Linked DNA regions of Homo sapiens: region 2 is linked to region 1. A link is a contact called in ENCODE Hi-C or POLR2A ChIA-PET data. All regions are on one chromosome and are shown on one strand. The core of a region is the stretch at or near the end of the contact, and the rest is flanking DNA. Distances in the headings are between cores, read along the strand shown. Region 1 holds the start of LINC00880 (long intergenic non-protein coding RNA 880). Region 2 has its middle 50 kb from the start of SSR3.

Region 1 (5,251 bases), core at 1,622-4,121:
TTAGTCCTCCTAAAAACCTTCTGCCCACATTCTTTTTTTTTTCCAACTTTTATTTTAGAATCAGGGGTGCATGTGCAGATTTTTTTTTCTTTTTTTGAGACAGAGTCTCACTCTGTCACCCAGACTGGAGTACAGTGGCGCAATCTCCGCTCACTGCAACCTCCGCCTCCCGGGTTCAAGTGATTACTCCTGCCTCAGCCTCCTGAGTAGCTGGGATTATAGTCACGTGCCACCACGCCCGGCTAATTTTTGTATTTTTAGTAGAGACGGGGTTTCACCATGTTGGTCAGGCTGGTCTCTAATTCCTGAGCTCATGATCCCCCTGCCTCAGCCTCCCAAAGTGCTGGGATTGCACCGCGCCCGGCCTTGTTACAAAGGTATATTGTATGATACACTCCTGAGGTTTGAAGTAGGAATGAATCTGTCACCCAGGCAATGAACATAGTACACAATAGGTTGTTTTTCAGCCCTTGCTCTCCTCACATTCTGTCTCAGTCCTGTGATGGCTTAAGGCTGAACCATTTCTAGGGCTCTGAAAAATCCAGCCAGGAAGCAAGCTGTCAGTCTCTCCTCCTGGGAGACATCCTACCTTCTCTGAGTGGCTCTCTTCACTTGAAGTGGATGATTCATGTTCTCAGCATACTGACAACTCTCTTGAAATAAATTCCCCCTCTCTAGTCCTCCTCATTCACCTCCTCCCCTCTGCTGCACACCCCTGAGGTAGGTGATGGGCTCAGGGTCACTGCTTAGCAAGGTCAGTGTTGATGATCTAGCAACCCTGCATAAAATGTGTAGTGGGCACATAACACCCCTTGTTTTTGGTTTTGAGGAATCAACTGAAACTCTGCAGCAATAGGAAAAGCCCCCCTTAACAGCCTGCTATAGGGCAGTGGAATTTGTTGTGTTTCCCTTTTTGCCTTGATCACCAAGACTGAGTGTAACACTTGCCTGCATAGCTTCTCCTTAGCCTAGATTTCAGAACCTACCTTCCCTCCTTGCTAACTCACTTACATCATCTCTCTTCTGCTTCATCTCCCACATTCATGCTCTGCTGTTGTTCTTTTGCCCTTGTTTTGATGATTCTGTTGCTTGTTCAGTGCTGAAAGCTGATGCGGAGTTATTTATAAGTACATTATAAAAAGAATTTGTAAAATTTTAGTTTAGATTTCCTAGAGGGTAGTTACATGCAACCCAATGAGGAAAACATCAGTGTTTTTTCTGTGAGAAGTTAAAATGCATAGACATAGAGATGGCATTTGTTCCACTAGGAGCTACAATAGTGTTTCTCTTTAATCAGATGAAAGATAGATTGTGTAAGCTTAGGGAAGCATCTTCTGATCAAAAGTTCCACATAATTTGGATAAACATGGAAGGCAAATGTTTAATGCAAAATTTCTTTATTTTCAAAAGAAAATAATGATGGATAAGGAAGCAGAAGCAAGGAGCAAGACTCAGGTGCTGAAGCATGTGACACTATGGAGAGTTCCTCTATAAGAAAGAGGGGAAAAGAAATACCCCTCCCTCTGAGAGTGCCACAGCCTCACATTAGGGATCAGAACAGAGTTACACAAAGTCACCTAGAAGGTGCAGAGTGTCTCTATAGCCTGGAAAAATCAATTAAAACCTCCTTAAGTATATTAATACCAGAGAAAGATTATGTTGATTATGGGAAAATAGGCAGAATAGTGGGAACAGAGAAAAAGGAGCATAACCAAGGCAAAGGACAGCTGATATCTTTTAACATTTAATAAAGAAACTTCTGATGAGGACCCGGCTTTCCTTGGGCCTAGGAGAGGATGCACTGATAAAGTCACAGCATATTATGGCCCTAGGGGAGACTAGTATACTAGAGCTACATTGCCTCATGTAAATGAACAGATAAGCCCTGTAGGTTGGCATCAGTCTTTGGGCCTTGTGTTTAGGATGAAGCAGTCTTGCAGGGCACTGCCTTCCCTTAGAGCAATGGTTTTCAGACTTTCATGGACATCAAATGATGCAGAGGGCTTATTTTGTTGGGCTGTATTCCCAAAGTAACTGATTCACTAGGTCTGGGGTGGGGCCTGGGAATTTGTGTTTCCAGCAAACAAGCTCCTAGGTGATACTAAGCCTGCTGGTCCAGGGATAGACTTTGGGAACCACTAAGAGCATTTCATAGCATTTAAAAATTTCCTTCTCCTACATGCCTAGGAGACCAACTGAATCAGAATCTCTAGGAGTAGGACACAAGCATCAGTATTTTAAAAAACTGTCTAGGTGATTCCAAAGATGACCCCACTACCAGGTCTACCATTCCAAGTGAATGATTTCCAAATGATAGGCAACATAAAAACACCACCATTTGGGCAAGAAAGCATCATTTTTTTTACCCTGCAATAAAATAACAGTGGGATATGAATGGATAACGATAGCTAACAGTTGTTGAATACTTATATTGTGCCAGGATTAAATAATTTGCTCCAAACAACTATCCCCATCTTAAAGGTGATGAAACAGGCATCCCATGAAATTAAGTAACTTGTCCAAGGTCATGCACAAGTAACAGAGCTGGAATTTGAACCCAGGCCCTGCAGCCTCAGAGTCCCTGCACGTGGCCTGAACTATAGGGTACTCTGTGTAACCAGTCTGAGGGAGCATATTAACAGCCTCACTCTCTCTGGGCAGTTTCTATAGTGAACACTGAATGGGCCCCATCATCCAGCCAACTGGGCTATTATCCAGGATTCACCACTTAATAAGTTGCTATGGTTTAAACATTTTTGTCCCCTCCAAAACTCATGTTGGAACTTAATTCCCAAGGCAACAGTGTTGGGAGGTGGGGCCTAACGGGAGGTGTTCATGTCATTAGAGCTCTTCCCTCATGCTTCTGCTATGTGAAGAACAGTGTTTCTCTCCTACAGAGGATGCAGTGTCCAGGGCATCATCTATGAATGGAGACAACCTTTACCGGACACCAAACCTACCAGCACCATGACCTTGAACTTTCCAGCCTTCTGAACTGTGAGAAATACATTTCTGTTGTTTATAAATTACCTAGTTTTTGGAATTCAGTTATAGCAGGACAAAATGGACTAAGACAACAGTGATGCAATTTGATCAAGCTCTTTAGCCCTTCTGAGCCTGTTTTCTCATGGGGAAAATGCATATAAATGTGTCTAAATCAGAGGCCTGCTGGTAAGGCTAAAAGAAATTTGCCAAGGAGTGCCTAGCACAGAGCCGGGGTTCAGGAGACATTCACTCCCTTCCTCTTTTCCATCAGCTTTTCCTCTAAGGGTCCTCAGAACCCCAAAGAGTTTTTCCCAGTTGCTTCTTGGGCATCTTTGTAAGTACAGCTCTCTTGAGAACTGGCAGACACCTTTGACTGAAGAAATAAGTTCTGGGGAAATAAAGTTTTCCTGCTGGATGGAAGGAAGCACAGATGTTAGGCTTCGTTGAAAAATGAGTTCAGCTCATGACAGTTGAAAGTAAGGAAATCTGTGCTGCTACTTGAAGGAAAATAAGAACTGATTCCTGAGCTGTGGTTTCCCGGCATATCTCAGAGCAGCTGCATTGCATCAGGGGTCTGGGTATCAGATGGGGCTTCCACAGCTACAAGGTGTGCTGTGAGTCAGTTGTTACTAATAAAACAAAGTACTGAAGCTTGTTAGTGACTCACAAAATAGTAATGCATTAGATGAGATATGCATTGCTGTTTGAGAGTACTCTTGAGAGGGGCAGAGCCTTGTTTGCTGGGATTGTACACAATTCTGGGTAGGCCTTTGGTAAGGTAACTTGCAGGTGTCACCTGAACCAAATGCCAAAGCCGAGAATGATTGTATATGCCATTTAAAAGCAGATTGAAAGAACATTTTGAGGAAGTCTAGAATAACTAATTTTTATATCTTCCTACTTCTGCGATTTTTTAAAGGGAATCATAAAAGAATATATAGGTACCTTAAAACAAAGATGGGATGAATAACTTAGAGAAAGAAATATCTGATGGTGGTTGGGGGAAAGGGAGATGTAGGGTAAGAACTATGTCAGAAAATGTAGGCTAAGGAGGATCCTCAAAATTAAGTTCTGAGATTCCTAGGCAAAAAGAATAGTCCCATGCATTCCACAGCTTTCATTAACTGAAAAAAGAAAACATAGGCAAACTTCATTCTAGTACTAAAGTCCAAGTGGAAATTAGTTGCAAGGAATTTTTTATGTGAAGCAACATAATGAATATCTATGGCAATTTTACAGATAATTTAAAGCTGTTTTTCACCCGATCATTTCTTAAAATGACACTGGGTAAAGCTAAGGGGCATAATGCTAAATGATGTAAACAAACACTGTATTGAGTACCAAAGTGACTTAAGCCAGGAAGGGACTTCAGTGACTCCAGGGAGGAAAAAGTTTAGAGAACTGCAAAGTACCCTACATGCTATCCTTGCTGTTTTGGCAACATCTATACCCCTTTTAAAATGCAAAGATAAACTTTAAGAGCACCATTTAATAGCTCTTTAATGAAACTATGTTTAACCTGAGCAAGTTGTTGTGTATGCAAGATACTGGAAACGCCTTCTGTGGAAGGAAAGGCAAGTACAACTTTGTGCTTCTATTTGGATAAAAGGTTTTGAAGTGAAAGGCATTTGTGCAAATTACAAGCAGATTTTCAAGTCTAGAAAAACAAAAATCTCAACTGTGGATTAAGTTCTATTTTTTAACAAAAGTGAAATACTCTGCTTTAATTTCAGAAGTTAAAAAATCCTTTTTAACAACAGCAAAAAGGGGACCTGTTTTGAATTTAAAAGAAGTAGAGTGAGACAAGTTAGGAAAAAAAGAATTACCATTGCCTTTCTAAATTTATTATTATCATAATTGTCATTAAGTGTATTCGTCTTTCTTTAGGGTAAAGAGAGCTTTCCGATGGCCAAAATTTACTAGTCACTGAATTGTGTCCCAGGACACCCTTCAATAAAACTTGGCCTAAAGAAGCTTCAAGTTCCCTTCAAGTTCGAGGGCAGAGTCTGGGGTTCAGCCCAAGCCACTGGCATCCCTGAAGGGGCTGCAGGGCTCCTGACTCCAGGACCTCCTGGCATCCCGAATGCATGACCTCTCATGCCCGCCGCAGCACCTGCAATCTTGCCGGTGCTGCTTGGATTGCTGAGCAAACACTTGTTATTTGCGAAAGTACAAGGTTCAGTCTGTCAAACAGGGAAAACCAAACACCGAAGCACAGGAGCAGATAAGAGGGCCATGGTTGTGAGACCCACGCGGGCTCAGAGCG
Region 2 (5,251 bases), core at 942-3,441, 520 kb after region 1:
AATAAAGTTAGATTCTTACGTTCTACCATATACAAAAATTAACTCAAAATAGATTAAAGAACAAAATTTAACACCTATAACTATGAAACTCCTAGAAGAAAACATAAGGGAAATGCTTCAGAACACTGAATTTGGCAATGATTTCATGGCTATGACACCTCAAGCACAGGCAACAAAAGCAAAAGTAGACAAGTGGGACTATATCAAACCTGAAAACTTCTGCACATCAAAGGAAACAATCAACAGAGTGAAAAGGCAACCTGTGGAATGGGAGAAGATATTTGCAAATTATATACCTAATAAGAAGTTAATATCCAGAATATATAAGGAACTACTATAACTCAATAACAAAACCACAAATAAACTGATTTTTAAAATAAGCAAAAGACTTGAATAGATAATTCTCCAAAGACGATGTACGAGTGGCTAACAAACATATGAAGAGAATGCACAACATCACTAATCATAAGAGAAAGATAAATCAAAACCATAATTACATACCACCTCATACCTATTTGGATGGCCAATATCCGAAAAACAGAAAATAACAAATGTTGGCAAGAATACAGAGAAATTGGAATCCTTGCACACTGTTGGTGGGAATGTAAAATGGTTCAACCACTATAAAAACGGTATGGAAGTTCCTCAAAAAATTAAAAATAGAATTGCCATATGATCCAGCATATATACTCACTTCTGGGTATATATCCAAAAGAATTCAAAGCAGGATTTTGAGGAGATATTTGCACACCTAGGTTTATCACAGCATTATTCAAAATAGCCAAGTGGTGAAAGCAACCCAAATGTCTACCAACAGATGAATGGATGAAGAAAATGTATAAAAGTATATACATCTAATGGAATATTACGCTGCCTTAAGAGAGAAGGAAATTCTGTCACATGCTACAACACGGATGAAACTTGAGGACATTATGCTAAACATTCACAAAAGTACAAATACTGCATGATTCCACTCAGATATAGAGTCTAAAATAGTCAAAATTAAACAGAAAGTTGAAAGGCAGTTACTAAGGCAGAGGGGAGAGCGAATTAGCGTTGAACGGGGTTTCACTTTTACAAGATGGAGAAGTCCTAGAGATCTGTTGCACAACAATGTAAATATGCTTAGCACTCCTGAACTATACACTGAAAAATGGTTAAGATGGTAAATTTTAAGTTCTGAGTTTTCTACCACAATAAAATTATTTTTAAAATAGATTACACAACTCTGGTATGTTCTGGTTTAAAAACATATACATGTATGTATATATGCAGTTACTGGCAGTTTATACATGAAACTATTAGTACTAGATATTTATGAAAAATATTTTTCCCTCTACTTTTTTTCTTATTTAAATAAATCCGGATAATGTGTGTGTGTGGAGTACTGAGAAAGGCCTCCGTATCTAGGGGTAAACTGTGGGGACTTTTTCTGGCCAACCAAGCCAGCAGCAAACAGCAGGAAAGCGGGCAAATTTTGGACACAAATACAGCACCAGCCTCTGCCCTGGGTCTCTCCTCCGTTCACCACAGATCTCTTAGAGCTTTTCTTCAGAGCTTGGCCCCCTGCCTGCCCCCTCCCTTTAGCGATGTGTGGGGAAATTTCGTTTTATTTTGTCCTTCTTCCACCTTTTCCAGCCGCCGTGGAGTGCAGCGCTTTGGAACTTGAGCACGCGCGCTGCGCAGCCAGAGCGTCTACACACTGAGCCCGCACAGCTTCTGGGCACACGCACCCCGGGTCGGCCGGCCGGCCGGCCGGCTGGCTCCCCACCGCCCTGGTGAAATGGTTTGTCCCCAGTCGCAAGCTGTTTGGGTTGTTTGGAAATGTCTTTTCCTTGCCTGCGCCTCACCCTGAGCACATCCCCTTGCTTCTGGTAATAGCCTTCTAATAATCGCACGTTCGGCACGTCCTGTGTACCGACCACTCTGGGAAAAGGAGCAGCAGGGAGGCTAGGCTAGGAGCGGCCTAATCCAGGCGCCAGGCGGTCTTTGGAGAAGGGCCCTGTCCTTTGGAGAAGTCTGAAGCTTGCTGGAAATGTTTGATGACCGTTTTCCACTAACTTTTGTCATGCAGAGCCCAGGCTGAAAAAAGCTAGTCATCACATTCCAGTGTGGTCAAGGAGCGGTAAGGCGTGGATCTGAGCTTTCCTGATCCCCTGGTCCCTCTCAGAGCCCCAGTCCCCACCCTCTCCAGCCCTCAGCAGAGGAGAGAAGTGGCCGGGTGCTGGGAGGGGCTGAGGCCCGTTACTAATGAGTGTGACTTGGAAGCTGGACAGGAGAACTGCTTGCTGGTGTACATGTTCCCCCACCCCCACTGCTTTAAGATAAAAAGCAGGAGCCCCCAGAAGGGAAAATACGTGGCCTTTTTTTTTTTTTTTTCCTTTTGGACCTTGGAAACCAAGTGATAAAATAACAGTAATGCGAATGAAACTCTCCCTGAAACACTAATAAGAAAACTAATTGCAGATTCTAGGACAAGTCTCTCAGTGCCTCCAAGTGTTGCCATTTTGCTTACAAAGAAGTGAGATAAAGGGAGACAATGAAATACATTAAGTAGGTCATTGTGGGGGGAAAGTCTGAGTTCTAATGCACTTTCAGTTGTTTTTAGTCTCTTGATTATACCCAATGTTGACTGATACTGGAATCTTATTTCCATGATTGGACACAGTTACAATTTACCTCGATTAGTTATTAAGAATTGCAATGTAAATGTCAGATCGGTAGTACAGAAATTAAGTACAGATTTGCTCTTAGGCAGTTTTGCTTTTATTGGTTAACAGTATGGTGAACAGTAAAGAAAAAGATTGCTTGAAGCATAATTATGCAAATAGAAGCTGTTGCTATATGTTTCAAATGGATTATTTGTAGAAAAATCTATAGTCATCTACAGCAAATATTTAATTAATTTCCAGTCTTCTACTTGGCTAGGAACTTCATCAAATGAAGATGATGCAATCAGCACAAATTTATTGAGTGACACCTCTGTGTGGGATACTGTTCTGATCACCTTCTATTCACTCCATTATTGAAAGAGGAATTCCCCACCCTAAATAGTATGAGATAGTGGAACATCCAGCACCCAACACTGGACAGATGAGATTGATGGCAGTTTATGACTCACATAAGCTCACAGCCTAGGGGAGGACACAGGACACCATGCAGCGTCACTTGGGGTTGCACTCAGGAGTAGAGTGGACAAGCATGGCCTATGGGAGGCAAGTTCTGTAGCAACACAGGCTGGGGTGACCCCTGGTTCCCACTGGAGGATGAGTGGCTTATTTGAATAATTTCACAGGCTGGCAGGGAAGTAGAACCCCTTAGGTTGAAGACCAGGTAGCGTGCAGCTCATTTAGCTAATAGGGAAACTAGCCAGATGAGGAGCCTTTTCCACTGGGGAGGGCCTATCTGGCAAAAGCAGAACTCACAGTTAGTCTTTGGGGGCTCCAGGAAGCTCAAAGATGTCAAGGCAGCACAAAAAACTTTAGGCCTTACACTATAGATCCAAAAGAAGAGTAAGACATAGTCCTTGGCTGTAAAGAACTTGAGTTTTCTAGGCTGGGGTGGGAGTGGGGGTGCCAAACTATTATACATGGTTCTAACTGTAAATACAGGAGGACTTTTGAGCATATAGAGTAAAGTAGGTATAATAACAGCAGCAGACAGACTTCACAGAAAACATGGTGCTTGGCTAGAACTTCAAGGGTGAGTAGGATACGTGGTTGAGGGGAGTCAACCTGGGAAGGGGAAGCATTTTAGGAACGGAACAAGATGAGAATGGTCTTGCTGATGTTTCAAGACTGGTCTATTCATTTATTCAACATGTACTTATTAAGGGCCTGCTTGGCACATGGGCCTTCCAGGTTACAGGGTAAGAAAGAAACTCTAAGGACAGCATGTACCTTGCCAGTTGGACTGTTTGGTCCAAACTGGTGGTGAACTGTGTGGCAGTGGCGGCCAGGAAGGTGTTTAGCTGGGGCCTACCATTCACTGGTAGCCTCAAATGTGGACTTTGGTTGTAATCTCCAATGAGGTGGAACAACCCTGGAAAGATATCAGTGGGATATAAATATATTCAATTTGTAATTGTAATTGTTGTAAACACCCAAAATATACCACAATCTTAACACCCTCTTCAGCTTTTATTTTTTAATATACTAGGACCCTTAAAAAAAAAGGAAGTGGCCCTGGTGTCCCTTAACTTCTGGGAGGCCCTGCTAGCCAGACTGCTCCCCATCCTGCCAGAATGTGGTTGGCTCTTCTGGGCTCACCTCTGGACTCTCTCTTCTCAGGTCTGCACTGAGCATTCCCATTTTTGCACTCCTGGAGCACTTTGGGCTTGTTCTCTCCTGTGGAGCATTTAGTACTTAATGATCCTGCCAACTGAACTACCAGCATGTATGGGCAGCCACAATCAGGAAAAGATGCTTTTAAATTACTGAAGGGAGCACTCTGTTCTTTCCAGCACAGGGTGCTTATTTTCGGGTTGTCCAGCACGAGTGTGTACCCCCAAAGTTATTTATTGGAGACATGTTTCACCTCTTGTACTTGGCAACCAAAGCACAAAGATACATACCAACATGTTCTTAGGTTTGTTCTAATTTTATATCCCAAATGGCCTGAGAGAAAAGAAAGGGGTGTTCTTTGTCTCCAGGAAACTCAATGTGACTTAACTTTTTCTTCTTTAGTAAATTACTATGTACTTTGTGTTACTTATTTGTAATATATCAAATAAGTTAGCTGGTAAAATATAAAGAGAAAAAAAACCTCACCATATGTTCAAAGTCAACAACAATAATAACAAAAGAAAACTTTAAAAAAAAAATGGGGAGAAGAAAAAAAGGTTTACTGGATACAATTATCCCAACTGACAACAACTAAGTCCAAAAGCTATAACATAAATAGTTAAAATTCTCATGGCAAGGAATGAACTTGCCCCAAAATAAATGACTGTACAGATGAGCCCAAAGTGTTCCCGCACAAGCAAATTAATAGTTTGGTTTTCTAGGGGTAGATGTGCATAAACATCACATTAACTGTTCTGAGAACTGTTTGCAGATTTTAAAGACAACTGTGACCACTTTCATGATGACCCCATGGATGGTGATGTTCCCAGAACTGGACATCAGGAAATCTTTAAGTATGTACTAAATCAATTAGAAGGAAATCATGCTGACCCTAGAAGGGATTATGAGTTTAGTTGACACCTTAGTAGGAAAATGAAATATTCTGTTAATGACTCACTAAAGCATAT

Evidence for each region. A loop is a pair of places that touch in the nucleus more often than their neighbours do. ChIA-PET counts read pairs that join two places held with the same protein, here RNA polymerase II (POLR2A). Pooled maps may share reads with other maps.
Region 2: a loop to region 1 is called in a pooled map, with 2.2 times the contacts of the local background. The contact joins the enhancer-like site here to the promoter of LINC00880 in region 1. A Hi-C loop is called at or near these places in 2 of 168 maps with a recorded cell type or tissue (A673 and chondrocyte) and 7 of 50 pooled maps. POLR2A ChIA-PET finds 5 or more read pairs at or near these places in 3 of 52 experiments (AG04449, GM12878 and activated T-cell).

The regions. Positions count from the first base shown.
Region 1 is chr3:157,120,622-157,125,872 of GRCh38, reverse strand. It overlaps LINC00880 (long intergenic non-protein coding RNA 880), which reads left to right and starts at 2,871. Exons shown (of 4, transcript NR_034007.1): 1 at 2,871-2,997.
Region 2 is chr3:156,602,756-156,608,006 of GRCh38, reverse strand. No RefSeq gene overlaps it. Among named protein-coding and RNA genes, the nearest start is that of SSR3, 50 kb to the right of the region's middle. Within about 2 kb of position 2,191, at least 24 of the 41 ENCODE cell types and tissues checked have a DNase peak (open chromatin) inside an H3K27ac peak, as active enhancers do; they include A673, where a contact is called at or near this core.